Linked DNA regions of Homo sapiens: all the other regions are linked to region 1. A link is a loop called in an ENCODE intact Hi-C map of the cell type or tissue named here. Cell type or tissue: ascending aorta. All regions are shown on one strand.

What was found. Peaks named below come from ENCODE experiments on the same cell type or tissue, not always from the same donor. Only the 100,000 strongest peaks of a DNase experiment are listed, where the experiment ranks them.
Region 2: a loop joins it to region 1, with 5 times the contacts of the local background. A loop is called at or near these places in 45 of 110 quality-filtered maps.
Region 3: a loop joins it to region 1, with 5 times the contacts of the local background. A loop is called at or near these places in 10 of 110 quality-filtered maps.
Region 4: a loop joins it to region 1, with 11 times the contacts of the local background. A loop is called at or near these places in 82 of 110 quality-filtered maps.

What each region holds. Positions count from the first base shown.
Region 1 is chrX:17,686,022-17,694,021 of GRCh38, reverse strand. NHS (NHS actin remodeling regulator) reads right to left here. Exons shown (of 9, transcript NM_001291867.2): 2 at 6,128-6,280; 3 at 1,554-1,687. Among named protein-coding and RNA genes, the nearest start is that of SCML1, 47 kb to the left of the region's middle. RefSeq lists a silencer at 3,647-3,706. In ascending aorta, a CTCF peak has its summit at 3,706 (motif pointing right); a DNase peak (open chromatin) is centred at 3,691; H3K27ac peaks cover 355 bases.
Region 2 is chrX:17,531,693-17,539,692 of GRCh38, reverse strand. The region is part of intron 1 of NHS (NHS actin remodeling regulator); the gene reads right to left. The region is part of intron 1 of LOC101928389 (a long non-coding RNA gene); the gene reads right to left. Among named protein-coding and RNA genes, the nearest start is that of NHS-AS1, 23 kb to the left of the region's middle. In ascending aorta, a CTCF peak has its summit at 4,272 (motif pointing left); a DNase peak (open chromatin) is centred at 4,257.
Region 3 is chrX:16,832,551-16,840,550 of GRCh38, reverse strand. TXLNG (taxilin gamma) reads right to left here. Exons shown (of 10, transcript NM_018360.3): 6 at 7,809-7,928; 7 at 6,194-6,268; 8 at 2,866-2,958; 9 at 635-730. It overlaps LOC124905251 (a long non-coding RNA gene), which reads left to right and starts at 726. Exons shown (of 2, transcript XR_007068399.1): 1 at 726-1,268; 2 at 1,691-5,825. In ascending aorta, a CTCF peak has its summit at 3,930; DNase peaks (open chromatin) are centred at 1,526, 1,815, 2,140 and 3,967; H3K27ac peaks cover 1,731 bases.
Region 4 is chrX:17,239,630-17,247,629 of GRCh38, reverse strand. No RefSeq gene overlaps it. Among named protein-coding and RNA genes, the nearest start is that of NHS, 130 kb to the left of the region's middle. In ascending aorta, a CTCF peak has its summit at 4,958 (motif pointing left); a DNase peak (open chromatin) is centred at 4,929.

The sequences.
Region 1 (8,000 bases):
GCTCAAAATTCTTCTCTTTCACCTCCCCCTTCCAAGAAAACCAACTTAATTAGCCATAAAACATGTTATAATGAATGGGAAAATATTTTAGCATTTTTATGCAGAAAATGCCTCATTAAAAGCAAATGCCTCAGCAAGCAGATTTGAGCTGCTTAAGAACTTCTGCTTTATGACAAATCACTAGCATGTGAAACTGCTCTATCTGAAGAACTAGAAAGCCCTAAGAGGCCCTTGTCTCCTTTTCTTATCCTTGGGCTGCAGTGCAGCAATGTAGTAAGTGCAACACGGCGCTCAGTGTGCACTTGATGAGCACTGAAGGACCTGCCTGCAGTCCAGCTACAAATAGGAAAAATGTTTTTATATTTTGTCCATTATCACTCAAGGTCTTATCTGGATGTTATATCATGTGGGTTCATTTAGATAAAGTCTGTTTTTGGCTGGATATTTGGCACCATGTGACCCAAATATTTTGCATCTCTCTTGCATATTGTAAAAGCCGTAAGAGTGCACAATTTAGAGTCATACACGCAATTTTAATTTCTAATAAAAACCTTAACTCGTACCCACACTATTGTAACTTCTTTAGACTTTGGGTCTTGAACCAGAATGACAAGACAGCAGGAATGCAGACATTCAGACAGGCAGTGTGGGCTGATTTGGTCACAAAAGCCATAGTCCCTCACTTCAATGATGCCTGCTCAGAGGCACAAAGTGCTCAGTTGTCCCCACTGAGGCCCCAGAAGGCACATCTGCGGTGATGTGTTTGTAGTGGCTGCTGATAGTATTTGCAGGTGTTTTGAGATGGGCTCAGCTTCATCATCTGTGACCCATGCTTGAGGGCTTGGGCTGAGTTACAGCCACATCCATCTGGTCAGGGCTGAAAGCCCCAGAGGCGATGACGTCACCATGGTATTAAGTTACCCTGGAGAACTAGCCTCCTTTGGAGAATGGGAAAGCATGAAATGATGACATGATTACTCTTCAAATGGTAATTTTTCGTATCACTTAAGTTCTTTACCAGTTCACCCCACCAAGTCAGCCATGCTGTCACTTTACCAGTAATAACAGTAGTGGCAGCTGTGGTTAACATTTCTTGAGGTCTTACTCTGTATCAGTCAGTCATTGGGCTAAGCACTTTACATGCCTTATCTCATTTAATCCTCTAGCCCTATAAACCAGGTACTATTAATATCCCTATATTACAGATGAGGGAACTGAGGGCAAAGAACATAAGTAACCTATCCTGAATCCTTCAGCTTGCAAGCAGAAGAACCGAGGTTTGAAGTATGTATTTTTTTTCCTGATTTTAGTCTGTAATTATTCTTGCTTTACTGCATTGTGCTACCAGTTAACTAAAAAATATGTCTGTATTCCAAAAAAGAGGCGTTTCTTTCAGGAATGAAAGGAAGGGAAATTAATTTGTTCCCAAATGCCCATGATTTGAGCTCTTAGCCAGCCCAGCCTCTCTCACTGGGAGGCAGGAAACTGACTCCCAGACAAACTGATGTTTCCTCAGCAGCAAGCATAGGGCTGCAGGTGGCCACCAAACTTACCGTTAAAAAGTGACGGTCCTTAAACTCACGCCTCCTCTGGCTGTGAGCTGGAGGGTAGGCTGGCAGTGGAGGAGCTGCAATGGAAAGGGGGGCAGCTGCTCTTTGCTCTCGGCGATCGCTCCGGCTCCGGTGTTCTGAGAAGGAGAAAAAGCAGTAATACTGAAATACACTTGGCATTTTCAATTTCTCTTTTCCCCTTGGGAGTGTTAGCAAAAGGCTGTAAAAAAAAAAAAAAGTGAGTTTTCATTACTTTAGCTAATTTGAATACCAAATAAGATTTTCAGAATGGTTTTTAATTGAACTTTCACTTACTATTAATATGAAATTGGATGCATACATTTCAGTGGATCCATCTCATAATCTGTACAAGAGGGCTCACTTCTGAGTTCAGTGTGACTTATTTCAAAACAACATAAGCAACAACAACAACAACAACAAAAGTTGAGAACATAGTGGAAGATTTGCTGCCATCAGTACTGGAGTGGAAAGTAGGCACAGACAAAACAGAGCTGCCCGGCCCACCCACTGGGTACGGGAGCTGGCTGTCACTGGCTCAGGGGAGCTGATTGCTACATATTCAGGAATTTGTGTGAGTCCATTTTTCAACTGTTGGTACCTGGAAATAACTCATGTTGGGAGTATTTACATCACATGTTTGCTGAGTGACTGAGAGTGAATTTATGCTTTCATTAAAGTCTAGTCTTTTAAAATTAGAATGTATTACATTTCTCTGTATTTCGAATGGGCTGTGGTGGGTGCCTTTACTGCCATGCGCTTTTCTAGGTCCTGTTACTTGTTTCTGACAGGCCTGCCCAATGCTGGCTCCATTTTCTTTGCCCCATTCAATGTGCTGCCCCCTAAACTAGGAACTGAGCACTCTTGAACTTTCTGATTCTATCCATGTCTGACTTGGCTGTCCGTGTGCCTCGCTGCCTGAACGTAGTGTCTGTGTCTAGAAGATGTGATAGTATTCCCCATCTCCCTTTGCTTGGGATTCTTCTGACAAATGTTGGCTCCCATAAGCAATCAGAGCAAAGTCTTCAAAACCATGTAGGTAGTCTTTGCTAAACTGCCTCCAAAGTCAATGTTTATCCGAAGGCTGTTTAAGATAAATGTCTTCCTTGTTAAAGTGCCCACCTCCAATGCCACCATCATTATGCAAGCAAACAGTGGGCTTTTCTAAATGGGTAACACAAGGAAAAGTGTTTACATTCTTAAATCCGTACAGAAGAGTCACTTACAGGTGTTACTGGTTAGGAAGAAGTGAAAGGAGGGGAGTAGTTGGAAGGGAGACATCAACTCAATTTTCCATTCAATCGCTCCCCTCCTACACAATCTTAAACATATATCTTTCTTTGCTCTAGGCTGGGAGTAGGCAGGCTAGATTAATGGCTCCCTAATAATACCTTTTTCTGGTGCTGAGGTAGGGAGAACATTAGTCCACTACAGCCTGAAACTGCAGTGGAATCTTGCTCCTTATTCCCTTAGACCAATGAAACTTATGCTGCAGCCTCCAACTTGAAAGGAAAGGAAATATAAAATATAATTATCTATTTATAGTTGCTTATGAATCTCTCTCTCCATGATTTATGAACATAAATGATAGCATCACATAAAGCCATTACTGGCTCTGAGCATTAAAGAATTACTAAGGGGGAAAAAAAGTAATCAGAGCCTAAATAACTTGAAATACATGTAGATGCTACATCCTCCACAAAACCCTCCCTGAAGCTCTATGAAATGACTTGGTACATTTCTTCTTAGCCTCCCTATCACTGTATTGAAATTACCTGGTTACTTGTCTGTCTCTCCACTAGACCAGGGATTCCTTGTGGGCAGCATACGTTATTGCTTTTTGACTCTTAGGTTCTACAACACTCCCTTGCCTTCAATAAAATTTGTTGGGGGGTTTGCTATCAAGCAGATCTTGAAGGCAGCCAATTTCTAGGTTTTAATCTTGGTCCTCCAGCTCTCTCCTTACAGTCTCACCTCCAAAAGAAGCACAGAGCTGCTGTCACCACAGCCTCATTTGTCTGTGTTTCATTATCCACTCCCTCATGGTGGAAGCAAGGCTATTCCAGCTGTCCAAATAGAGAACCTACAGGGATGCTCACTGCAGCATTTGCTGAGCATGGCAGTTGTCTGATAGGTCAGTATTATTCATGGCCACCAGATGGCAGAAGCAGATTATGCTGATGAATACAGCAGTATGCTATTGTGTTTCTTGGACAAGGTTAAAAAAAAAGTCACTTTCTAATTTTAATTCTACACTGCATGTTTTTAATTCCATGATGGCTATAATTCTTGTTTATGGCTCTCTGCAGTGCTATTAAAACTACTACACCCAAGATATGCTATTGAGCCAACCGCAAAACAAGCCAGTCTGTGGAGGGTAAAACGCATCTCCACAGTCTTCCTTCCAAACCCCAGGAGGCCCCACATCCCTCTCTCACCGCCCCACAGGAGGAAGTTCAGAGAAAATTGATATCGGCACTTGCTGTTCTTCAGTTCTGCTTTAAGTCTAAACCTGACAAAGCAGTGAAATGTGATAGTTTACGAGCAGCTTGGTGTTATCTGGTGGAATCCATAAAATCCTAATCAGGGATGACTTATTAATAAAATAAAGGGATAAAAATAATTATACCTAAAGGGCTAATGTTACCCAAGATTTCTAATGATGGGACCTGAGAAAGGATTTGGTGAGAACGATCAGATTCCTTTATAGTCATCCTGTGCCCTCAATGTTCAACCAGTTTTTTGCAAAACTTGATTCAGTTCCACAAATGTTCATTGAGGACCTACTATATGTCAGCTTCATGCTAAGTGCTTTGAATAAAATAAATTAATAAGATATCATCCTTGCCCTTGAGTTGCTCATAGATTAATGGCTTATTAGTGGTTGGTTGGTAAAACAGGCCCATAGTGGTTGATTATAAGATTCTAAGTGGCAGGATGGGAGGATGCACAGGATATTATGGGAAGGGTGCCTAATCCAGGCTGCAAAGGAATGGCAAGTGTGGAAAGAAAGATTTTCAGAAGGTGGCTTAAGTTAAAAAAGAACTTCTTAGCCAACTATAAAATTGAAGTGAATGGTAAGTATGCCAAAGATGCTTCTACAGGATACTGATCATCACTCTTCATTGTAAGTGTCACAATGTCTTCCCCTAATAACCAAGGAAAATTTTTAGAAACAATTGCTTTAGGGATATTAGGAGGTTAGCTCTTTCATTAAAAGGAAAAAAAGATGAGGAAGGGAAAAAAGATGAGGAGGGAAAAAAGATGATAATTGAAGGCAACAAACTATTGAAGATAAGGATGGGGAAAAGGCAGGAGTTATACAAATGTGGAATAAATAAGATGAAAACAATATCACCATTTTGTTTCTCCACTTTGATAATGACATTAAAATATTTTACTTGCATTTTAATACTTTTGCAAAATGCCATTTCTTAAAAGAGTGTAGGGAATTTGGAAGAAAGACATTGAATGTGTAGACACCATCTATCTCCATAGCAAGAATCTAAAGGCCAAAAAAAGCTGACATGTCCCCTTCTGATACCCAATTTAGGGGGCTCTAAAACAATGAAGCTACTTTTTATTCCCCTTGTCCTAATTAGAATGGTTTTAAGGCACTGAAAAGCAACCAGTGTAAGAAAAAACTGTATTCCTATTTTGACTGCTATGAGCCTATCTCTAGCTTTCTCAGGACTGTGAGAGACATGTAAACATCAGTACCTATTTCCATGAGACACAGTGTATGGCAAGGAGGAAAAGAGCTCTGGCAGGCATTTCAGAGGCTTAGGTTGGGTCCTGGTACCACACCTAACCTGCTATGTGTGACCCTGAGCAAGTTTCCTCACCTTTCTAGGCCTCCGCGTGTCCCACTAAAGAATGGGGGCATTAGACCGATCACTGGTTCTCAAGAGAAGCAGAAGAGCCCTCTAGGGGATCATTCTAATTGTTACAATGATTGGATGGGAGCCAAAGATGACAGCCATCCCATAATGCAGAGGATGGTCAATGAAAATGTGTCCCAGGTCTCACACAATTTTAAATGTTCCATCAGAATCTCTTATAGGGGAAAAACCTAGTGCCTATTTATGAGTCAAGCCAAATTCCCTTTTCATTCTAATCCAAAGTATTTATTTTTTGCCCATATCTAATATATACTGAATGTACCAGTTTTTATGGTCATGCCCTCCTGCCCCTCGGAATAGTTTCTGAAGGTCTGTACTTAATCCAGACTTGCTTTTGACAAGTGCAGACATCTGACTGCTTCATGATGTCTTCTAGTGAGGTCATGCCTGAGCATTTGCATATTGAAATAGATATTATTATCAATAATTTCCTTTTAATTTCTCTTTATTATCATATTTAGACCATAATATTATTTTTTCTTATGTGTATGGGTTGGGCATATTACCCATGGATTTCATTTCAGGGTAGAAACGGGAGCATTTCAAAGTACTTGCTATAATAAGGGGGTGTGTTGGGGCTGATGGGACAGAGGACACCTGGATGGGACAACCTCCGAGTTGTCTCCCGCAAAAGCCCCCAAGCCCAGGATCTGTCACCTCTGCGCAGGGCTTGCAGGCTCTGCCGGGCGTGGCGGTGCAGCTCCTCCACGCAGGGTGGCCTTGTGGCTGGGAGGAAGATGTTGCGCTGCTGGTGCCACGGGGCGCGGTAGTACACACTCAGCTTACTCTCTATGTCCAGGTTGGAGACGGCTGCAAGACAAGAAACAGGGCGTTGTCCATCAGTGGCTTTAAGTTGTGCTTTTGGCCAACCCTGGGGTGGGGAAGAGGACAGGAGTAAAGTCTGGGTGGAGTGGAAGTCCAGACTACTGCATTCACATTAAGAACTAACTCAAGGCCGGAGAAAGGTTTGGCATTTATGATACTGATAGGGACAACTTTTGCCCCTGAGCCGAGGCACGGGAGGCTCCAAGACACCAACCGTCTACCTATGACTAGCTAATTTCCTCTCCGTACCTTCATTCCTCACCCTTGGCACAGTCGCTCATCAACACTGACAAGCCCCTGGCTAGCCTGCTTGGGGGTGGAGATGGGGGTCCTGTTTCTGAAAAATGTGGAGGAAAGCCTCAGAGATGAATGGAAAGGCTGCCTCAGCTCCAGCCTTCTGGCCGCAGGGCCTCAGAGCTGTAGTTCTGCACGCCGCCCCTGCTGTCCACCTGAACTTCGGCCTATACCTTGCCCTGCCTCTGTCCCTTGTGGTCCCGTCCCCAAGGTATCCTTATCATGCCCTACACCTACCGGCTCCATTGCCTGTCATCTTTCAAAGCATTGCTCTTCCTTGGTTTCACCCAGGGGTGAGCATACGCATTAAAGAAACCATCATAGAGGTAATGAGTATTAAGGGAGGGAAACTGCAGATGCAAGATGAGTTTTTGCAACTCATCCAAGAGATCAAGGAAGGAAGGCTTCCTTCCCCCAAACACAGCATTTAACTCACTCTCATCTTCTTCATGTACACAGGGATCCTAGGATGGAACTCTCCATGAGTTAAACAGAAATTCTGCTGGAAGCAGATGTTAGGAACCAGGAGGATTTTTACTAAGAAATGGCTGCAAAGAGGACCTCACAAGCACCTGGGTAGCCTGTCAGCCTCGGGAATGGCATGAACTGGCCCAGTCTGCTTTACCCTCCAGACACACTATCCAGATCCAGACTCCTGTCCTGGGCCCACCCTGCTCCCCCCACCTCCCAGTCTCATCTCTTTCCACTCTGGTTCAGTAATGGGGGATTGACTGAGAAATCAGGCTCTCCCTGCATGCAAAAGTCAACTCCTACCCAATGGGGCAGAGGTCGTTACCAAACCCAACAGAGAGGACCATGAATTCATGTGCTCATGACAGCTGGGAGAAGGGACAGAACAGAAAGCATGTCTGTGGAAAGAATGGGCAAGAAGCCAGGTGGGCAGTCCTAGAAGTAGAGGGGCTTCTGAGCACCCCTTCCCTTAGGCTCGTCTTTTCAGGAAGGTGGGAGCCAGGATACAGGGCTGGGCCAAGGTGACTAAGAGGTAGACCAGAAGACTCTTCTAGTCCCTCATTCCCTCAGCACTGCTGACCAGAGGCTTAGGGTGGTAACTTTTGACAGCCCCTCAGAAACCAGGTCAAGTGGCCATGGCTCTTTAATTCTTGTGTGGGGAAAACCTGAGCCCCTCCTATTTATCTTAATGTTCATCTGAAGAAAAGGCTCATCAGAAGTGCTTGTCAAAAACACAGATTCCTGGGCATCAACCTAGACTTTGAATCAGAATTTCCAAAAGAAAGGCCTGGTAATCTATATTACATGAAAAGTTATTTTTATCATCAGGCAGGTTTGAGAAACACAAAATGTCTTCTGATGATGCCTTGGGATCTTGTAGGAGTGAAAGGAGTTGGGCAACATGAGGGAAGGGAAGACGCTGCTGAAAATGGAAACATCC
Region 2 (8,000 bases), 150 kb after region 1:
TCCAACCAAGGTCTGCTAGGGTCCAAAGCCTCTGTTCTGTCTACTGCACAAGGAGAAACTTCCCTGGGGATGCTTCAATTTTAGGGCAGAAAGGTCCCAGACATGTGCTAGGAGCTAGAGAAGGGAGGAAAAAGAGAAAACATGTTCTAATTGCCACTGATCATTCATTCGATAATTTTGTTTAGCATCTACTATGTGCCAGGCACAATTCTAGGCACTGGAGATACAGCAGTGAACCAGACACAGGTCTCTGACCCCATGAAGCTTATATTCAAGAAAGGCCAAGCAGAGAAGCAGATACATGGTGTAAAGTTAAATAAACCAATTATATGCTATGTCGCAGAGCATTAAGGACTGTGGAGAACCATCAAGCAGGGAAGGAGGACAGAGAAAGGGAGTGGTTGTGTGCTGTTTTAAATGGGGTAGTTGGGAAGGGCCTCACTAACCAATAAGGCAAGATATGACTCTCTCCTAAAGAGGAAAGAGCCAGAGCCATGCTTTCAGGGGAAAGCATTCCAGGCAGAGGGAACAGCAAGGGCAAAGGCCTTGAAGGAAGACCCTGCATATATGGTAGGCTTAAGAAGCAACAAGGGGGCAATGCAGTGGGGATGCAGTGAGAAAGAGGAAAAATGGTAGAGGTGTCATGAGAGACGCATGTGGGTAGAGGGCATGTGCCCATCATGTAGACTCCTGTAGGTGCTTGGGACTCTGGCTTTTACTGGAAATAAAATGGAAAGCCAAAAAGCCTGGCTGAAAGGGAGGCAGAAAGACAAGGGCAGTGGCTAGACAGGGAAGCAGGAGAGAGGGAGAGTCACTGTACATCCAACCTGGACATCTAATGCGCTCCCAGGAAGAAGAGAAGTGTACGCCCCACTTAAGAGCAAAGAAAAGCGGTTTTGATCTGTCTGTGCAACATTGGGCACCCAGAGAAATGCTTTCCTGGCCTCAGAAAGGTTGGCTTCCCCACAAGCTAAGGAAATTGATGAGAGCATGACCAGAAATCTATCCGGTGAAGCCCCTTCCCACTTTGCACGTGTTCATGGCTTCTTGCTCCGTACACCTATGACCCTCTCCCTGAGGGCTTTCTCTGGTCACTGGAGCACAGAAGTGCCAGGACTCAACATCTCTGGGAGCAATCAGCAAAGGGCAGGAATTATGAAGAACACCCCAGCTTCCTCACCTCCTAGGCAGGAAACTCTGACGTGTGTTCTGCTTAGTTTCCCAGAGGTCCCCAACAGGACGAAGCCCCAATTGCCCACGCTGGGAGCCTACTCTTTAGTGCACCTATGTCAGCTTCCTTCTCGTCCCTGTGTTACCTCTCCAGGCCCTAACCACTGCTTCCAGGACCCCCCTGAGCAAAGAGCATTTGCTCCATTCCTCATGTCATGTCTGCTTTTAGAGGAAGCCAACCTAAGACACTGACAGAGTCCAGGAAAGGCAGTGCACTTTTACAGGTCTCAGCTCCCGCACCTGAAAATGAGGGTGTGAGACTATATGAGTCCAGGAACCTTGCCAGCCTGCAGATGAGGAAATGCACAAACCTGAAATCTGAACTCAAGAAGTTCATGCTCCTGACCTGCCTCCAATTCCACCCTCTCTCCTCTCTGCGAAAGAGCCAAAGTCCCACTAGCCCTGGGAATGCTTGGCCTTCCGCAAGATGGGGGCACTGGAGGCCTCCACAGCCAGGCTGAGCAGGAAGCCCTCCTGCCCGTGGCTGGCTCTGCAATTCTCCCTTCCTGTGGATGTGCTGGGAACAGCTTCCCTTTTGTTTTCCCCTCTGATCCCCATCTGCTCAGCAACTGCCCAAATTCAATTCAGGCGTCGCGTGCCCCCAGCCTCCAGTCGGGCATTGTCTCTTAGGAATCACTCCAATCCCCCCAAACAAAAGCCCTCAAATCTGAATAAACCCTCTGACATCAGCCTGGCGGGTCAGGAAGCTGAGCAGGACAGTCCCCACTCCCGCCTCTTTTAAACCCTTTGGCTTTGCTGACCTTTGTCTAACCCCTAATGCAACATAGTCTCCTGTCACTGCTAGGCCAGACACCACATTTCCTACTTGACTTAGCCACTCTGCTGAGCCAACAGGCCACCTCCATTTTGGGGGGACCTGATACTTTTCTTTTTTGAAGTTCAACTTTGTCCTTTTACAGAAATTCACCTCCAAAGTGTCTGATTTTTGAGAAGTTAGCTCAGGATAGCACCAGGCAGGACCCTGTCCTTATCTCTGCCTGGGGCAGGCTAGGAAGCATATTACTGGAAGTTTTTCAGCTACATAATTTACTTCCAATTCACTTTGCTTTCTCCTCCTCATCCAAAGAGATTCTGTCTTCTTCTAGGTGTAGATTTGCTCCAGTTTAAACCTTTAATCACAGGAATTTCATTGTTCATTATGCTTGGATCACATTTAAAGATAAAGCTCTCATCTCCTAATGGTGCTTTTGATCGAACTTAGCTGGTCAGTTTTGCTGATTCCAAAACCTAACAGAACAGGCAAAACATCTACCAGAAACTTCACTTCAAGTTTGGTGCCATATACGTGCCCGAGATGGGACAGATGGAAGGAAGATGCCCCACTTATCCTTTTTTTGTAAATTGGTCTTTGTCTTGCTTGGACATGACAAGAGTCTTTGCTTTGCTTTCCATCTGGCAAGACTTTGCTGCTATTTCAATACATTTCATGACTCATATTTCAATTTATCTCCACAGTTCAATCACTTTATAGAAAATCAAGATTAGAATTCCCCAAAAGTTTCCTTCCTGGAAAAATTCAACTCACCATACACCATAAAAGCCTGGTAGCATGGTCTTCAAATACCGTCTTAGAATGGAAAAAAAGAGGCTTTGCAAAGAAACATTCTCAAAGGTTTCATGCAACGAACAAGAACAACTTGTTGATTAGTCAACACAGTACCCATTTATAGAAAGTTTCCTACGTGTCAGACAGTGGTTAGGTGTGTGGCATAAGTGAGACCTATCTTGCCCACACAAGAATATACTTTTAGATTTTCTTAAAGAAAAAGAAGCAATTTATTGGGTTCCTCTAACTTTTCTGTAAGAAAGAGAAAATCCCAAACCACCCCACTAGCAGAACAACAAATGGTTCAGGAATAAATCAATAAATCACAAATCTGACTCTGACTCAGAAGGAGCAACCCTTCCAGTACTTTTTCCTTCCCTCTATACTCTACACATGGATCTCTGACTAGGTAGAGACAGCTGGAGATGTTATTGCCCAGGGATGAGCTGGCTGTAAGAAAGAGCCAGTGCTTTTGGAACACACATAGGTCCGAATGCAAGTTTTTTGTTTGTTTGTTTGTTTTTTGTTTGTTTGTTTTTTTGAGACGGAGTCTCGCTCTGTTGCCCAGGCTGGAGTGCAGTGGCGCGATCTCGGCTCACTGCAAGCTCCGCCTCCCAGGTTCCCACCATTCTCCTGCCTCAGCCTCCTGAGTAGCTGGGACTACAGGCACCCGCCACCACGCCTGGCTAATTTTTTGCATTTTTAGCAGAGACGGGGTTTCACTGTGTTAGCCAGGATGGTCTTGATCTCCTGACCTCATGATCCGCCTGCCTTGTCCTCCCAAAGTGCTGGGATTACAGGCGTGAGCCACTGCGCCCAGCCCAAATGCAAGTTTTTAAAGTTCATCACCAGCTACAGACACAGGGAAGACCTGTCAAATGAATGAAGGGGGAACTTGGCCAAGGAGTTTAGGGAAGCAGAGGGAATGAGTTAAATGTTCCCTTCTTCGACATTTCAGGAAGGAGGCAAGTCAGTGGTTATTTCTGACAATACAGAATCTATTCAAGAGTTACCAGCTGGGTGCAGTGGCTCATACCTGTAATCCCAGCACTTTGGGAAGCCAAGATGGGAGGATCACTTGAGCCCAGGAGTTCAAGAACAGCCTGGGCAATGTAGCAAGATCCCATATCTACAAAAAGCTTTTTAAAAAATAGCCGAGTGTGGTGGTGGGCACCCGTGGTCCCAGCTACTTGGGGGGCTGAGGCAAAATGATTGTTTGAGCCCAGGAGTCCAAGGTTGCAGTGAGGACCTGTGATCACACTGCTGCATTCCAGCCTGGGTGACAGAGCAAGACCCTGTCTCTAAAAGAAAAAGTTAGCATTCGGCCACTCCTCACCACTCCCCAGACTGAAATATACCATGGTGGGCGCTATCCCAGTCTGAGGTTCTTGATCAATCAACTCACCTTAGGATGTCAAAACTAGAGCAGACGAGAAATATCTGTTAGCGGTGTTTGACTAGGGATGGTGCTGCCCCCTACAGGTATATGGCAGTGTTGGGGGTGCTTTTGGTTGTGACTAGGAGAGGGCCTTCCTTACTGCTTCTAGTAGGCACAGAGATTCTAGATGACCTGGAATGCTCAGTTCATCCCATGCAACAAATCATTGTTCCACCTGATCCACCTATCACACCCCAGCAGAAGCAACCTGTGACCATCATTTTATAGAAGAGGGACAAAATCTCAAGAAATCCCCAAGGTCAGAGGAAATGGTGGGATATGTTTGGGAGATGCTTTCAGGAAACATAGTGGGAGAGGGGGTAAGTGAGACGGGGAAGGGAAGGAAGCTATAAAGGTAGGTTATGAAACAGGTTTCTGCCACAGGCAACTGAGGTTCAATCTTGTTTGGAGACTCTGGGAGACACTGTAGTACACAGCTCAGAGCTGGCCCACCTGAGAAGTGAGGAAGCTAGGGTATTGATTCTCCAGCTCTCATCTTTCATTGACTGAAGGCTGTTCAGGAACATTAATCCCCAGGCACTCTGGGCCTGCCCTGCTCGAAGGCTGACAGAAAGCCCTCAGGAAGAGAACTGCAGACACTTGGAGTAGGACACTCTCCAGGTGTGCACTGGGACACCAGATGCCAAGAACTTGTGGGTGGGCACCAATAGCATCTGCTAGAAAAGCAAGGACAAACATTGAACATGAATCTGGGCACTTATTCAGTTCCTGAATCAAACAACCAGGGCCTGTGGAAATTGTTGGAAATGATTTTTTATAAACTTGCCTTTATGCTTGGAAGAGTCCATACAATTAAATTTTGGAACCCCACAGTGGATTTGGCCAAGGGTCTCTCATGAAGCCATAGACCCTGGGGAGTTGCCATTTATGGGGCCACTAGAGTCATTAGAGTCATAACTAGAATTTTAACTTCTCTCTTTGAAGACATTGCTGCTTTCTGAGCTCTTGTCCCTAACTTTCAAAACAGGAAAGCTACAGCAACACAAAAATCCACCAAGAGCCACCTAGGTCTCCAACATGAGGGCGTGTGCTGGCTAAGCAAAGGTAGCTATAGGCCTGGGGGAAGAAAAACATGGCATTACTTCCCAAAATCAATGTCCCAGGCATCGCTAACCACACTGGCCTCCTTGTGACCTTCTTCTTCAGGAGGCATTCTCTAATGTTCTCTCATCAAAATATACAATTTTCTGCTCATGAAATCAACTCATAGTCTCAATCCTATGAATTCCTTCCAAAGACCCACTGGCTGCCAGGGCATCATGAATGCATCCTGGGCAAAGTGTGTTAATGTGAGAGTAGACACACGTGTGTATGCACACACACACACACACACACACACAATGACCTTTCAGGCAACAGTCCGAAGAAGGCTTTCTTCCTCTCAGTAGGTTAGAGAACTCATCATCAAAAGGGAGAAAACAGTAAAATATCACACTTATAGACTCCCTTAATTAGGTTTTGTAATTAATTCTGTTAAGTGCTGACAAGACTTTTGCTCAAGAAAAGTGCATATTAATGGCAAGAGAAGAGAAACAACAATTTATTGGACATAGTGTTAGACATTTCTGTATTTATGTCATGTAATCTTCAAAACAGCCCTCAGAATAGGCATTACTATTAACCTCATAGTGCAGGCCATGAAAGCAAGACTTAGAGAGGCTGTGGGGGCTGCCCAAGGTCATGGGACCCAAAGGGCTGTGTCAGGAAGCAAACTCAGTTCTCCAAGACCCAAGACCATGCCTATGACCCCAGCCCTGTCCATCTTCCTAGCAGGAGTCATCACTTTGTGCTCAGTACTTGAAAGTGATTATTCCCTGATTGCTTTAAAAGTCATAATTTTAAAAGTCAACAAGGCCAGGGCCAGTGGTTCACACCTGTAATCCCAGCACTTTGAGAAGCAGAGGCAGGTGGACTGCTTGAGCTCCGGAGTTCAAGACCTGGGTAACATACAGAGACCCTGTCTCTATAGAAAAAATACAAAAATTAGCCAGGCGTGGTGGTGCATGCCTGTAATCCCAGCTACTTGGGAGGCTGAGGCAGGAGGATCACTTGAGCCTGGGAGGTCGAGGCTACAGTGAGCCATGATCGTGTCATCGCACTCCAGCCTGGGTGACAGAGCAAAACCCTGTCTCACTCAAAAAAATAAAAATCAACGAGCAACCTTACAAAAAAAGGTTGCCGAAAAATCTGTAAAGGACTTAAGCACACAGACTCACACACTGGAGACGATTCCATATAGAGCCATGCCAATGACTTTCACTTCTCTAAGAGCTTTGGCCCTCTCCCATGTCTTTGCTGCCCCCACACTCCTGTGTGGTGGGCGGGGCAGACACTTGCCAGCAACTTACTGGCCTTTTCTGGTGATGGTTGTTGTTCATTATAGAAAAATCCACGTAGGTCTTTGGTAGGCCCTGCTCTGCAGAGCTAATACTCATCATAACAATAGATTCAGCATCTCTATACTACAGGCATTGTGCTGAATGCCTCACACTCAGGATTTTATTTATTCCTCCCCATGGCTCTACTGGTAGAAGCTATTATACCCATTTCATAGATGAGAAACTAAGGCTCAGATAAGTTAAGAAAAGGGCCCAAGTTGCCCACCAGTAAGTGGCCGGGCCAGGGTTTGAACCCAGGTTAGTGCAAAGCGGAAGCCATTTCTATGTAAATGAATCAATCCATCGAGGCACACTTCTTTAGCCCTGATTATATGCCAGTTAGTTTACTCCAGAACCCCAGCCCTAGCCCCTGCCTTGGTCTGGGCTTTCTTCCAATAATGTTGGCATTTTCACTGAAGGGCCAAGATCTCATCCCTTCCTGGGAGACATTCTATAGACCATATCTCATGGTGACGTCTCAGGCTCTCTGAATTTGCTCTTGTCTTTGTAAAGGAGGAAGCCTTCAAATGCACAGTGAGGGGAGCACTGAGGTTGATACGAAACTCAAGGCACACTTCTGGTGCCATCGTCCATACTGTTACTGAATTCTTTACTGCTAGGAAGGTCTCCAGGGACCAGCCATCTGCTTTTCCTCCCTTCAAGGGCAGGGACTATATCATTCATCTTTGTTTCCTGGGGCTCCGGTCCAGTGCCTGGCATATAATCAGGGCTAAAGAAGTGTGCCTCGATGGATTGATTCATTTACATAGAAATGGCTTCCGCTTTGCACTAATTAAAACCAGAGCAAAGAAGTCTTCCTGACCTCGAGGGCCAATTCATGCTACCAATTATCTAGACATTCAGAGCTGAATTCTTATATATTTAAAACAATTTTAAAAAGTTTTCATTTTCCAGTGTCATATTTTAGGAGTCTATGTGGGGTGTGAACCACTGCATGGAGCTGCAAAGGATCCCACTGGCTTCACCAACAAATATTTGTTGGGTGCATTCTAGATACCAGCTCCTGGGGAGACAAGAATCAACACAAATGAATGGGTCCTCACTCCATGAAACTTACAGTCTAGCAGGAGAGACACGCATTAATCCAATTGTCACACTTTGGATATATAACTGCATAGGGCAAAAAGCACTATGAGGATAAGAAGGAGGGTCAACAACAAAGGAATCTCACTGGCTGGAGAAGGTCAGAGAAAGCCTCCCTGGGGAAGCTTGAGGGGCCATTGGCAGGATGCTGAGGCACTAAGCAGGTGAGGTGGGGCTGGAGAAAGCACCTCAGCTTGTGCAAAGGCCCTGTGGGGGCCTGAAAATAGGCCAGCGTGGCTGCAGCACAAAGCCAAGGGAGGGC
Region 3 (8,000 bases), 850 kb after region 1:
CCGCCTGCGTCGGCCTCCCAAAGTGCTGGGATTACAGGCGTGAGCCACTGTGCCCAGCCGAGAACAAGGTTCTTGTACACATGTGCCCCAGCGTTTTCTTTCTTTCCTGAAGTGTTATATAAAACAGGCAAAACGTACTTTGTTGCTTTTTTTGAAAGCCTAATAAGTCAAGCTAGAAAGGCCCTACATGCTGCATCAGCATCACCTGCATGCTTGTTAGAGAGGCGGATTATCTGCCTCCGCCCCCAAGAACTAGTGACTCAGCCTCTGGGAGAAGCCCAGCAATCCTGGTCTTAACAAGCAGGCGTCTGATGCAAGCTCAAGTTTGAGAAATCACTGCTGTAGAAGAAAGCAAAATCTAGATGTTTTATGCTATCTCCGACACAAGCCTGGGCTGATTAACTGGGTGGTAGGAAGCTCAGCCCCTCACTCAGGGCCCTGTCCCTAACCTAACTGCCAGGAAAGAAGTCACAGATTCTACCCAGCAACTCATCCCCACCCCCGCCCCAACGCGGGCTGGAGTCCTCAACTATGGTAGTAGTGTTACAGCACACGTCCCCGGCCCCGATAGGTACCTGAACTCAAGGAGTCCCCATGACTAAGACTACACCTTAGTCGCAGGAAACCATCTCACCTCTTCAGCCATTTGCAGAAGTGCTTTATTATTGTTTTCCCATTTGGTACGCCAAATTATTGTTTCTTTTTCCAGTTTTTTAATTTTCTTTGTCATCTGTGAATACAATTGCACATTTAAATTCTAAGTTCCCTTCCTTATCTCTACTCCCTGTCCCAGTACACAAAAATGTTTCTGTGCCCCTCCCCTCCCCCATCCCTGCACCTCCCTCACCCAGCTGACAGCTGTGTGTGTCTTTATAGAAGTAGCTGTGCCTGCCTGTCGGTAGCAGAGCTTATCTCAGAAGCTCCTAGGGTGGAACCAAAGAAGGGGGTTTGTATTATGAGAAAAACAAATTTAATCTCCTCAATTTCAGAGGCAGCAGCACATGGAGGAAGCTGTCAGCCACCACACTCTGAACTCAGTTAAGGCTGAAGTGCAGCTTTCATCCCAGCTCCGGGTAGCGAGAGACAAGCCCTCCTTCTCCCTAAGTTGTATGAAAAAATGCCCATGACTGAGTTTTCTGTCCATTAAACGAATTCCTCAGATTCTTGGGAGGACAGCGATCTTCAGCCCCACAAGACATTAAGAACTGACACTCCACCACAACCTCCAAGAACACATCAGTTTCAGAACTCAAGGCAGCATGATTCAGGTAAGACTCCAGTGACCAAGAAGATAAAAGTAGTTAATACCTCAGCTTTGGTCATCCTCACAATTCGTGAGGCTGATTTACTTCAGATTTTGCTAAAGATAAAGTGGGTCCCCAAATCAGGGAAGTGTTAAACCTATGCTACCAGAACACAATTTTCAGAAATTCAGGATGCATTTATCCATGCCTGTAGCTAGCTACTTTCTCAATATGCCTTCATCTACTGTTGACTGCACACCAGCTCTGATCCAGGTCGGGGCATTGAGCCAGGTGGTGTTAAGGGAAACAAGGATAAGACAGAGCCAGTGCCCTGTGCCTTGGGTAATTACCCACAAAACTGTAACACAAGGCAAACCGGGACAAAGGCCATGGGAAGAGCTGGTGGAAGACCTAGGTTGACTGCTGACCCATGGTGATCTCTGCAGCCACGGACAGAGAGGAATGTGTTCCAGTCCCAGAGGACCAGAAGGATGGCAGATCCAGGAGGCGGGAACTCTCTGTTCCACCTCAACAGTGAGTCTGTGCTGGCGTCCAGCTATCACCTGCACTGTGCCTAACAGCGCCCCCTCAATTGCAGCCTCAACTGAAAGGACTGGCAGGCAGAACGAATCTGCTGCTCATGGAATTCTCCAGATTACCAGGTCTAAAAATACCTGGAGGTGGTAATTTGAGCACCAATCAGCCACATGGTAACTGAGTACATGTTAATGTGCCAAGCACTGTCTGAAATACTCTATTTCATGAAGGGCAGGTTTTTGTTACCAATTTTAACAGTGAAGGAACAGAAAGGTTTAACAATTTGTCCATAGTCACACGTTCTATGATGCAACTGGGACATTAACCCAGGGCGCACGGTCTCCACCACTATGTGAGATCTAATAATAGTCATGACTAACATCTACTGAATGCTAACAAAGTGCCAGGCACTACTGTACTTCTCCCCAACCCAACGCTATGTTTTTAAATCCCCCATTTTTAAGGGAAGGATGCCAAGTAAAATAAGGCTGGCTGGCTGGCTGGATATGCATAGAATTATATACTTTGGTCCTTAGCTTGATCTCAAGGATATCTCTTTCCTTAACATAGGCAGGAAAATGCAACAGAAGCAAAAGAATTGGTTGGGTCAGGGGAGAAAGAATTCAGTGGGAGTAAAGATAAGAAAAACAGAGAAGCTAAAAAAGGTAGAAACACTGATATATCAACCAACCAAAATATATGATTATTATTCTGGGCTTGGATGTCTTTCAATAGTTAATCTCCAAGGACACAGAGTTTTATGAGAGGGCTGAGGATGATCCTCTAAAGTGGTTAAAACAAACAAAAAACAGCAACACACCAAAAAAACCACCACTTTATTTCTAACAAGTTGCATTTAATATAGGATTTCACTATAATAAAGGTAGAATTCTAAGAGCATAGAGAACATTAGCTACTTGGGGTACATTGAGGGCAAAATGACCAAAAATGCCACTGGAGGATCACTAAAGAGAAAATGAAGACAGTATCATAACAAAGGAAACTCAGCAAAATAGTAATCACACTTAAAAGAGCTTATACAAATTCCATTTGATATACTATTCTACTAAAAATATGTAAATACCTTTTCCATTTCCTGTCTGAAGGTTGTAAACAGTTCATTGCTTTTTGCCATGGTAGTCTGGAATTCTTCAAACTTATCCATATAAAGAGAAAGCTATAGGAAAAAAAGTATGAAACATTCTGAGTTCCATGCAAACAATTCCAGTTCCCAAACTTTCAAAAGAACGTAGTATGGTTACTTATTACAAGTGATAGAAATACGAACAAATGCACATCCAATCCTTGGACACCAGACATAGATGGCTAAAGTTCTGACAACCCACAGAAATGCATTAAAACTGAGGACATTCTGTTGACTTTAATATTAGATCTCCACCCATTGGTCATAACACAGCCTGAAGGATGTGGTGACTATAAACGTCATGCATGTGGAGTGCTCGCCCAACTACCCCTCTCCTGCCAAGTGAAAACTGTCCTTGGGAAAAGATCATTCCTTTAGAATACCACCTGCAGAGTTCTTAGTTTGATAGCAATGGTATCTCTTTCCTTAACGAAGGGAGGAAAATGCAACAGAAGCCAAAGAATTGGTTTGGTTGGGGAAGAAGAATTCGGTGAGAGTAAAATTAAAAGAAAACGTAAAGAGATCTACTCTTAACATAGTCCTACCCTCAAGGAATTTTTATTTAAGGATGAGGGAAAAATGCTAACCAACAAGGCAAGCAAAATATAAAATGGAGTCACCATCTTCTCCCCCTTAGAAAGGAGTCCAGAGAAGTATACGGGGAAGGGCACACTGAGGCTCAGGATACTTAGGGGAAGCTTCATGTGGGAGGCCTGAGCTGGCCCTCATAGGTGAGCTGAATGAGTTCATCTTAGACCAGGAGGGAACCTTTCAGAGACTATCCAACATAATCACATTATTTTCAGGATAGGGGAACAGAGAGAGACCCAGAGGAATAAAGTATTTTGGGCAAGATCACACGATAGATATAAGAAAAGCAGAGAAGAATAAAGGATCTTCAGAGGCCAAGAAACAGCATAAGCAGTGCTGGATGCAGAATATTCACCAGCACCACCTAGCGCACAGGATGCAGGGCAGGGTGGAATATGATGGTGCCCGCCCAGCCACAGCCAGCAGGGGGACGGGCCATCCCGGAAGCACTTAAGCAGCACGCACTGTGGTGTGGTGGACGCAGAAGCCAACTGAAAGTTAGTCATCTCACAGTGACCTTGTGCTTGTTAGGCTAGACGAGGTCCCTGTGAGATGGCCAAGCCACATCTGCACAAGGGCCTGGCCTGGGATGAGGACAAAGCAGGAAGAGAAATGCAGGGTGACCTGGAGAACACACAGGATTTGTTAGCAGACACTGACGGGGCCTCTGACATGACAGGCCTGGAGTTGGGGCAAGAGTGGTGCTCACGCAGAGGGAGGGAGCAGTATTAGTGCCTGAGGGACATTAGAAGTTACAGCAGTTTTGATGTGGTCCTTTAGGGTCTCACTCTGTCGCTCAGGCTGGAGTGCAGTGGCGCAATCACGGCTCATTGCAGCCTCGACCTCCCTCTTGGGCTCAAGCAATCCTCCCATCTCAGCCTCCTGAATAGAGGGGACTGTAGGCACACACCACCACACCTGGCTAATTTTTGTATCTTTTATAGAGATGGGGTTTCACCATGTTGCTCAGGCTGGTCTCAAACTCCTAAGCTCAAGCGATCCGCCCGCCTTGGCTAGGATTACAGGCATGAGCCACTGCGCCTCGCAGGCACAGTCCACTTTTATTGAAAATGGAACATCCAAATAAAGACTGTCCCATGTGAGAGTTCAGTGCTGGCCCAGTGGGTAGCCAATAAGTGGCCACTATTATCACACATGGACCTCCATGGCTAGATTACAAAACAGCGGGTGAAGACAGCACAAAGACTTTGAGTTACACCAGCAGATGCTGGGAAATGACATGGTGAGGGCAGAGAAGGTGAGACATGCTTGGGAAGGACAGCCACATTTAGAGGAAAACAAGAGGTGACAGCAAAGGAAACAAATAGTGACTGGATAAGAGGACTCTGAGTGGTACAGATCACAGACAACAGAAGCTACGATGGTGACAGTACAATAGAATTGGAGCTGGCCTGGGGGCTTGGTAAAAGGGCCCTCTGGTGACTTCCGCAGCATTGTCAATGACACCCACGTTCAGGAACATCTTCCAAAGCCATCTGGAGACTTCGTACCTTCTCCACATCAATTCTCATCTCTATTTACATGGACAACTGACTGTATAGGGCTGATAAGTAAGAGATTCAAATCTCCTAGAAGCTTTCTGGCATGATCTTCGGTTCCAAAGATTCCTCATATCTGACACCTCTTGAATATTCACTCTAAGTTAGGCTAGCTTTATAGGACCTTAAATTCATCACATTGTAAGATGTTCCCAAAGAAAAGCAGCACTCCAAAGAGGTGCTCATGAAGATCATGCCAGTCTCAAGGTCTCAGTGTTATTTTACAGCTAATCTAGAGTCTTCACAAAAACTTATATGATAAACTTTTAAGTAACACTTCTTTCAGCCAAATGTAATCTAGTTAACTGAAAAAAAGGATGAATGTATAGGTAGAAATGCCTAATTTTACCCATCTGTAAAGCCACGGCAAGTCTTTCCTGTACCTTTTTTTTTTTTTAAGGAGCTAACTCCTCCTACACTCATTCCACACAAGGCAACCACAGAGAGAGATCACAGCAGGACACACTTACAGGGTCTGGAATGAACAAGAGGGAGGGCCCTGATGAAAAACACCAGCACAAGCGATCCTGCCGCCTCGGACTCCTGAGTAGCTGGGACTACAGGCGTGCCACCACACCCAGCTATATGTAGTTTTTAAAACAACTTACGTGCTTATAGCACAAAACTCTAAAGATATTAGAGTTCACTATATGAAATTGCCATTTTTTTAGGCCAAGGACATATTCTTGTCTTGTTTAGCAATTTCACGTGGTTCAACTTGATACAAAATAAATAAAATATGCAGATGTATCAGTTTTCCTTTAGTGGGAAATTTAGTGTAACCGACTGAAAAAGGGAGGAATTATCTGGGCTCTTAGAAAGGGTCACTGAAGACAGGTTGACTAACCGTCCCAGGCTGCCTGAGACGGGGCATTTCCTGGGACACGAGACTTTCAGTACCAAAACCAGGAAAGTGCTGGGCAAACTGGGATGAGGTAGTTAACCTAAATAAAGTGGAAAATACCAAGAGGGCCATGAGATTTCTGCCTCAGTCCTGGTCAGCTCTGGCTGGGAAAAAGCAAAAAGCAAAACCATCTTAGAGGAGATTGAAGATATGCAGAATCAAAGGAACCACAGATTTTTCTTACAAATTGTACTATCCCCTGCTGTGAAGTTACCTGCTGTTTTAGTTGTACTTCTTGCTGTTTCATTTGTTCGTATTTGTGCCTCGATTCTGTCGCTTCTTTTAATAACTAGAAAACAGAAACATTCTGGCAAAATGCTAATGGTAATTACAAGCAGGACTAAATATCAAATGATCAGAGTTAGGCTTCATCCTTCTATTTTAGCAAGAACCACAGGTCTACAGATGAAACAGTCTGTTCCACAAATTGCCATTTACCTGTATCTTCTATCTGTCCCACTGGTTAACACTTAGGAATGCAGGAACAATCTTTTTATTGCTGAAGCAGAAAAAGTACCCTGGGGGCCTAATATGGTTTCTAAAACTCAGAGTTAAATTGTTGTGTTTTAGGTGAAAATAATTACATGTACAGTATTAGCAGAGAACACGGCTGATAATCTTGATATTATCTGGGTGACTTAGAAAAGCCCCGCTATTCCCTGAGGCAAGACGAGGCAGAGTGAAAGCGTATGGGGAAAGCAACGCAATCAATCTTGAGACCTGGTTTCTGAGCACTTTTTTAGAAAGCGGGGAGGGGGTGGACATTTTCATTTATATATAGTACTTGTGCTTTCAAGAAAATCACAAAGTTGCATAGTAGGCAGTTGTGAAATTCAGTCCCTGAAGTAAAATATCACACATAGTCCAAAGAAGCCTAGAAAAGTCCTACTGAAGCAACCAGAAAGTACACACATGTAATGAATATGAGTGTGTGTGTGTGTGTGTGTATAAAATTTATATTCCAACTTTGGAAATGATAACCATTTCTCAGCTGAACACTGGATACTATTGTCAGTTCATATGGAAGGATGACACTGTGAAAAACATGTCTCTCTAAACCCTAGATGCACTCAGTGTGACATGCCCGCATGACGAGGGCCACTCAGGAACTGAATCTTCACACTGTGCTCATGTCAGGGCTGTGGATGCAACAGTCTGCATTATTGCAATCATTTCTCCCTTGTGGATAAGCACTTAGCTGAATTTGCACATGGTAATATACATACCCAATGAGATTCCACTGTATTCACAATTACTGACAGGCAATAGAATCTGAGCATACACTGGCAACAATGCTGAGTGATTAGGGTAGAGAATTCTGTTTAAATTTTATCAGAAAATTATACCAGAGTAAGTAAATAAATGACTTCCCCAGTTTCAAGTTACTTGTTTGAAAACAAAATGTAATCATATATAGGAGAGCTGTGGCTTGGTAAGCTTGTTGTTAAACTGAATCACCAAATTTAACATGCTAAATGTGAGCACACAACTCTTGAACCTGATGACCATTATCTAAGATGGGAACTAAATATTCTAAGCACAGAAAAACAACAAGTGCAGGTCTTCCCACTGATTTGGTATAATCTTTCCAGTATATTTTCTGTATAAAAGGTTAAATAGAAATAAACAGCCAAATGCTTTCTAACACACACACACCACATACTCTCTTCTCAATCTACAGCAAAACACCAGCTGGCATGCCCCCAGGTGCTACATTAAAGGTAGAATAGATAAATGTTTCAAACGGCCTTGGTTACAATTTGATGTTTCAAATGGCCTCAGTTACAATGTTGGCAATAATGTCTTTGTTTTTAAGAAGTAGAACTTACAAACTCTCTCTCTCTCTGATGTTTTTCATCAGCTTCTTTTATCAGTTGTGTCGTTTGCTGCAGTTTGGCATCCACGAGCTGCTGTTGCAGTTCCTTATGTTTGAACACCTTATCAATGTGCTATGGGAAAAGGAGAGTTTCTTCCATCACTCACCAAAGAAAGGAACACAGTGGGGAGGAAACATCACAGCA
Region 4 (8,000 bases), 450 kb after region 1:
TTAGTCGGGGGTGGTAGTGTGCACCTGTAATCACAGCTACTTTGGAGGCTTAGGCAGGAGAATCGCTTGAACTCGGGAGGTGGAGATTGCAGTGAGCCAAGATTGTGCCACCGCACTCCAGCCTGGGTGACAGAGCAAGACTCTGTCTCAACAACAACAACAAAGATAAAAAGGGAAAAAATATACAGGAGCATGTGTGGACAATATTTATGGACCAGATCTGGAAATAGAAGACCTCACTTCTGCTCACATTCTGTTGGCCAGAACTCAGTCACATGGCCACATCCAACTGCTAGGGAGGCTGGGAAATGTAGTCCAACTACTTCTGCCACTGGGCAGATATTTAGCCATTGGGCACCTGCATTTCATTGTTGGCTTCTTGAGATTGTCTGAACCCTCTTAGCTTTTACTTTTATGGGCTGCTGCTAAGCTGGCCTCCCCATTCTGTAATTATAGAGTTTCTCTTTTGAACCTCAAGGCAGGGCTGCTCACTTAACCCATTCACTGCCCATTTGGGTTTCTCATTGTGCCTGCTGCTTCTACCACTTTTCTTCCTTTCTTTCTATTATTATTATTACTATTATTCTTATTTGAGACAGAGTCTCACTCTGTCACCCAGGCTGGAATGCAGTGGCGTGATCACAGCTTACTGCAGCCTCGACCTCCCAGGCTCAGGTGATTCTCCTGCCTCAGCCTCCCAAGTTCCCTTTAGGAAGATCCCTTTGGCTGTCATATAACTGAGACCTACCTGGAGAAGAGCAATTTTTAACTGAGTGTAATCAAGTTTGCATAAAGTCAAGCAAAGCAATGGTGCTGACCTAGTTCAAGGACAGCAAGGGCTCAAGAGAGTTACTAATTAATAAAAATTACATGTTAACATAGTCACTTTCTATAATTTTTTGCCACTTTTTTTTCTGGATTTGCAAGTTGATTTTCAGATCTTCAGTTGGTTTATTCTTTTGTGTCTTAAGTGCCACGTGAAAACAAGAGGAAAAATCATATAGCTGGCTCTGCTCTGCATTGCTGGGAATTTTGAAAATGAACTTGAAGTCTACGTTGCTTTCATCGCATTTTGGGGCTTTGTGGGCCAGAGCATTTGCTCTGTGTATCTACTTTCAACCCATAATGCAAGACATGTAATTAGTGGTGCCTCCGCCTCTCCCTGGCAAGCTCAATCAGGCAAAGCCCATCCAAATATACTCCACAGACTCCTCTTCCATGGCAAACCAGGGCAGATGTTTCTTACTCCAAGGCACCATTTTCTTTCTTTTTCCTTTCTTTCCTTTCTCATTTATGTATTTTTTGAGACAGGGTCCCACTCTGTCACCCAGGCTGGAGTGCAGTGGCACGATCTTGGCTCACTGCAGCCTCAACCTCCTGGACTCCAGTGATCCTCCTACCTCAGCCGCCCCACCCCCCAGGTAGCTGGGATTACAGGCATGCACCACCATGCCCAGCAAATTTTTGCATTTTTTATAGAGATGGGGTTTCACCATATTGCCCAGGCTGGTCTCAAGCTCCTGAGCTCAGGCAATCCACCCACCTTGGCCTCCCAAAGTGCTGGGATTACAGGGGTGAGCCATCGCACCCAGCCTAAAGCACCATTTTCAACCATTTCTTCTGCCAAAGAATAGTCATTTAGATGTCACTAAATGGTACTTGCCCTGGAGCAGCTCTCATTAATTAATAGGGTTATTAAATTCTGGACATAGAGTTGTATATGGCTAGAATTCCATTACAATAAAACCTCAAAGGGGTTAGTACCATATAGATCAAAAAATATCTTGAAAGACATTTTTGACCCTCTCCCTCTCCCTCTCCCTCTCCCTCTCTTTCCACGGTCTCCCTCTGATGCCGAGTGGAAGCAGGACTGTACTGCCGCCATCTCTGCTCACTGCAACCTCCCTGCCTGATTCTCCTGCCTCAACCTGCCGAGTGCCTGCGATTGCAGGTGCGCGCTGCCACGCCTGACTGGTTTTCGTATTTTTTTGGTGGGGACGGGGTTTCACTGTGTTGGCCGGGCTGGTCTCCAGCTCCTAACCGGGAGTGATCTGCCAGCCTCGGCCTCCCGAGGTGCCGGGATTGCAGATGGAGTCTCATTCACTCAGTGCTCAATGTTGCCCAGGCTGGAGTGCAGTGGCGTGATCTTGGCTCGCTACAACCTCCACCTCCCAGCCGCCTGCCTTGGCTTCCCAAAGTGCTGAGATTGCAGCCTCTGCCCGGCCCGCCACCCTGTCTGGGAAGTGAGGAGCGTCTCTGCCTGGCTGCCCATCGTCTGGGATGTGAGGAGCCCCTCTGCCCGGCTGCGCAGTCTGGGAAGTGAGGAGCGCCTCTTCCCAGTCGCCATCCCATCTAGGAAGTGAGGAGCGTCTCTGCCCGGCCACCGATCGTCTGAGATGTGGGGAGCGCCTCTGCCCCGCCGCCCCGTCTGGGATGTGAGGAGCGCCTCTGCCTGGCAGCGACCCCGTCTGGGAAGTGAGGAGCGTCTCTGCCCGGCCACCCATCGTCTGAGATGTGGGGAGCACCTCTGCCCCGCCGCCCCGTCTGGGATGTGAGGAGCGCCTCTGCCCGGCCGCGACCCCGTCTGGGAGGTGAGGAGCGTCTCTGCCCGGCCGCCCCATCTGAGAAGTGAGGAGCCCCTCCGACCTGCAGCCGCCCCGTCCGGGAGGGAGGTGGGGGGTCAGCCCCCGCCCGGCCAGCCGCCCCGTCCGGGAGGGAGGTGGGGGGCGCCTCCGCCCGGCCGCCGCCCCGTCTGGGAGGTGGGGGGCGCCTCTGCCCGGCCGCCCCTTCTGGGAAGTGAGGAGCCCCTCTGCCCGGCGGCCACCCCGTGTGGGAGGTGTACCCAACAGCTCATTGAGAACGGGCCATGATGACGATGGCGGTTTTGTCGAATAGAAAAGGGGGAAATGTGGGGAAAAGATAGAGAAATCAGATTGTTGCTGTGTCTGTGTGGAAAGAGGTAGACATAGGAGACTCCATTTTGTTCTATACTGGGAAAAATTCTTCTGCCTTGGGATGCTGTTGATCTTTGACCTTACCCCCAACCCGGTGCTCTCTGAAACATGTGCTGTGTCCACTCAGGGTTAAATGGATTAAGGGCGGTGTAAGATGTGCTTTGTTAAACAGATGCTTGAAGGCAGCATGCTCCTTAAGAGTCATCACCACTCCCTAATCTCAAGTACACAGGGACACAAACACTGTGGAAGGCCCCAGGGTCCTCTGCCTAGGAAAACCAGAGACCTTTGTTCACTTGTTTATCTGCTGACCTTCCCTCCACTATTGTCCTATGACCCTGCCAAATCCCCCTCTGCGAGAAACACCCAAGAATGATCAATAAAAAAAAAAAAAGAAAGAAAGACATTTTTGAAAAGGCAGAGTGTAGCTCAACCTCGTGCGTAGCATCACAATTTTTTTAGAGCTAAGAAATCCATAGACTCATGCACACATGCAAGGATTTACTAAGCATCTACTATGTGCCAGGCACTATAGTGGGTGATAGAGATGAAGATGAATCCCTGTTTAGAGAAGCTTCTAGGCCAATGGGGAAGACAGACATTAGTTGGCAATTTGATATAACAATATAATAGGTTATATAAAATGCAGTGTAAAGATATTAGACCTGAATGAGGTCTTATGGATTTTCAAATCCAGTCTTTCTCAACCTTTTAGAACCAATACCTTCCTTTATGTAAAAATGAAAATCTCTAGGTCACCTTCAGGAAACCAGGAGATGTGAAACTAGAGTTGCCCTCTGTGGATCTTGGCCAGCTCAGAAGATCTGTTCCTACTTTACTTTTTTGTAGCTTAAAAAAAAATCTTAGTGTTTTCTAAATATTGAAATGCCATTTTAAAAATTCCTCTCTCCTATCCTCCCAACATCTACTATCCCAATTAGGAATAGCTCACCTAAGCCAAGCGCCCCATTTTGAAAGTCCAGAGAGGGAAAGACCAAAGCTCAAGGGTCCTAGTACCTGCAGTGTTGTTTGGGTTAACAATGATGTGGGATGATAAAATAAATAGCAAGACTGGTTTAAAGAATAGTTTAGCCCTTGCTTCTCAAAATATGGTCCATGGACCAGCAGCATCACCATCATCTGGGAGCTTGTTATAAAGGCAGAATCTTAGTCACCACCCAAATCTATAGAATCAGAATCCACAACCTAACAGGATCTTCAGGTAATTTGCATATACCCTAAATTCTGAAAAGCACTGCTGTAGCAGTCATTGTTGATGCCCCCAACCCATATCTCATCTTCCCACCTAATTCATCAGCAGGTGTGGTAGACAGTTTCTAACATGCCAATAGCTTCCTGCCTTAAATGCCTGCATCTTAACTCCTTGCATGTATGGTGAAGTTAATACCCCAGGGTAAACCTTCACCCAAGGAGGGATGGAAGCCAGTGGATAAAGGTCCGTCCTTCCCACTCTTTAACCGGAGAGTTGATGAATCCTCAGCTAGTATGATTTGTCCAGTGATACAAACATCTTACCAAAAGGAATAACAAATAATCCTGTAAGGTTTTTGCCCCAAAACTGACCACAGGATCACACTGACCCTTTCCAAGTTCTACTTTGTTTGTGTGATTGTTTGGGTTTTCCTTGGCTCTTTGCCATTCCCCCACCATCTCCCATGACTTGGGATTACCCCAGGCATGGGAAAATGGCACCCAGTAATTTTTTGTAAACAGACTCCACCTGCTTCTCTCATACAGGTTCCCCATGTTGCTTTGGGAATTCATCCAACAGTCTCTACCTTTCAAAGCCGTAAATCAGACAATGATCTGACTGAGGCTGGAATTTCAGGGCACCACTTTCTTTATTTGGGTTGTTTTTAATCATAGGCTTGCCCTTCTTATGTCACACTGGCCATGGTCCCTCAGAGTCTCTAATTATTTTACTTACTCTAAGAGACATGCCGTCCATGGATAATGAATGTTGATATTCTGCCACCTAGTGGAGGAACTGGGACTGCAGAGATGGAGCTTAACCGCTGAAAACAAGGAATCAATAATAACCATGTTCTTATTTGAATGCTTATTATGTACAGACCACTCTACACATAGGAGCTCTTTCCATCCTCACAGCAACTCTGTGATGACGGCGTGATTTGAATTTCATAGGCTTAAGAAAATTAAGCAACTTGGTAATAGTGACATAGGGATGGGACAAAAACCAATGAATAAGTGCGTTAATGAGTGGGTTAGAGCTCTGGGCAACAGAGGCTCAATTCTGCTGGGGATCCTTTGAGAAATCAAAATTTTTTGGAATAAAAAAACCTTCAGAATCATCTCACTGGAATATGGAGAGGCTGCAGCATGTATCCACTGACTCCCATTCCTCATTGGTTGAGAGTTCCCCCAGGGGTGTTAACCCACCCAGTGATTCTGAATTGTACCTACTTGTGGCTGAGCAGTCTCCAGTGATGTCAGTGAATGCCCTTAGGAAAGAAACAGAGACATTTAAGTTCTGGAGGTGGGGAGCTGCCAGAACAACGGAAATTTAGGAAGTGATGGAATAAGATTCTAATCTAGATCTGTCTGACTCCAAAATCCATCTTCTAACCCATCCATCAAACTGCCTCAATGGTCAACCATGTATGATATATTTCACTGGTCACATTCTTGCCTGGAAAGCTCTTCCATGTAGTCCAAGCTATAGGCAATGGTCTGTCAGACCCTGAGTTCTCATCTTAGTTCTGGTTCAGATTGTAATTTGAAATCAGGGTCCATGTTCTTCTATGGGTCCTCTGATACACTGTGGGTGACTACGGTCTTTGGTCTGTCTCATCTCACCATGCTTACAAGCAGACATGTTGCCTCGGCTTCTTGAACTTTGGCCTGAAAATGCCTGATAGATGTAAATCCTAAAGCAACCAGCTGCTGCCTAGAACAGGTTGTGGACATGTGGCACAGCAGTCCCACAGTTCTTAGCTTCATCCAGGCCCTCCAGTCTTTGCTTTAGCGTCTTGTTCAATATCACCAAGATACAAATTGTTATTAGGGAAAGAGAATGGGCTTTTGCCAGACAGACCTGGATTTCAATCTGAGCTCTGCCACTTACCAACTGAATGAGCTTGAGAAGGTCCCTTGACCTGCCTGAGTCTGTTACCTTACCTATCCATTGGAGCTGATAATACCTACTACCCTTAGGGTTGTTGTGGTAACTGGGTATAAGGCAGATCATGAGAAAAGGCTTCAGATGCAACTAGTTTATTTGGGAGGTGCAGAGTAGACTGGTAGGGAAGTGGGAGAAGCGAAGTAGAGAAGGGAGACAGCCCATAAAGAGGGCATTGGTAAGCTGGCTACCACAGTGGGCAACTGATTTCATCCTGCAGGAAAACTCTGGGAAACAGCGTCAAACCCTCTAAATCAGAATTATCTCAAACAAGAGTTGAGGGAACTGGGGTATTTACATCCCAATTCCTAAGAGTTATTAGTTGAGGGCTACGCCAGGAGGGTGTTAATTCCTCAACCTTCACACTGTCTAGCAGGTAGGAGGGGGCAGCAATGAGCCCTGAGGCATGCAGGCTCCATCACCTGCAGTTGGAAGTGGGCCAAAGCATTCTGAAAGGACCATGGGATGCAAGCAGAGCAGCTCAGCACCTACTTTAAGTAACCAGCACATGCCAAGCACAGATGAGCAGCTCAATATTTTGGCCTCATCTTATTGCCCCTCCCTGCATCCCACTCCCCTTCAAAGTCTTTCTTTTGCCATCTTGCTGAGTATGTGTGATGCACTTGCCATTCTCCTCCTCTGTAATCATGCTCCTATTTAATCCTTATGCCTCATTCTTACTCTATTTTCTGCACTACATTCACCTCCTGCCACCAACTTATATTAGTGCCCTCTTCGGCACACTGTGTTTTGCTCAACTCCCTCATCCTTGAGCTGTTATTCTTTATTTTCCCCTTTATGTTGACCATTGGCTTCTTTCCCAACTGTTCGGGAATCAGCCTTTGTGATATTTCAGAAGTCACTTCTCCCCATGACTTATGTTAGCAAAAGCTTTTCCTTCTCTCTTGTTCCATAAAAGATCAGGTTGCCCATTCAAAATGAGCACTAAGTTAAACAGCACTGTGACAGACACTGTGGATTGTCCAGCCAATGACCATTCTATCCTCTTCTTTTTGCCAAGAACACACTGATTTTTGTTTACCCTTCAAGTAGAAGCCATGTCCTTCAGGGGAGGCCACACCTCTCCCCAGAACCAGGGAGGAAATACTTTTTGGTCAAAGCCAATCAGGGTGTTAGCCTTTCCCTTGCAAATGACTAGTTTCTTTTTTTTGTTTGTTTTTATTTTCACTTTTATTTATTTATTTTTTTTGAGACGGAGTTTCATGCTTGTCACCCACGCTGGAGTGCAATGGCACGATCGTGGCTCACTGCAACCTCCCGCCTCCCAGGTTCAAGCAATTCTTCTGCCTCAGCCTCCCAAGTAGCTGAGATTACAGGCATGTGCCACCACGCCCAACTAATTTTTTGTATTTTTTAGTAGAGACGGGGTTTCACCATGCTGGCCAGGCTGGTCTCGACCTCCTGACCTCAGGTGATCCACCTGCCTCAGCCTCCCAAAGTGCTGGGATTACAGGCGTGAGCCACCGCGTCTGGCCAGACAAATGACTAGTTTAGATATTGTTATGTTAGACAATTCTGAGACCTAGAGAATGCCAATGGAGGTCTCTGGGAAGGTTTCCCTTGCTCATGAAAAAGGTTTCTTTTTTTCTTCTGCCTCTGGAAATTGTCACCTGTGTGTAACACCCAGAATTGCCACAGTCCTCTTGGAACCAAGAGGGAAATCAAAGAGAAGATCTGAGAAGTGGAATTAGAGCCACTATGTCATTGAGCCACTAACTCTGCCCTAGAGCCTGCTTATCTAATTGTTTAAGCCCATTTTAGTTGGGTCACCTGTTACTTGCAACCAAAAGCATCCTTAAATGATATAATAAAGCCCTTAGACTTTGGAACTTAGTTTTTTTAAAAAAATGCTTATGAAAGAATGG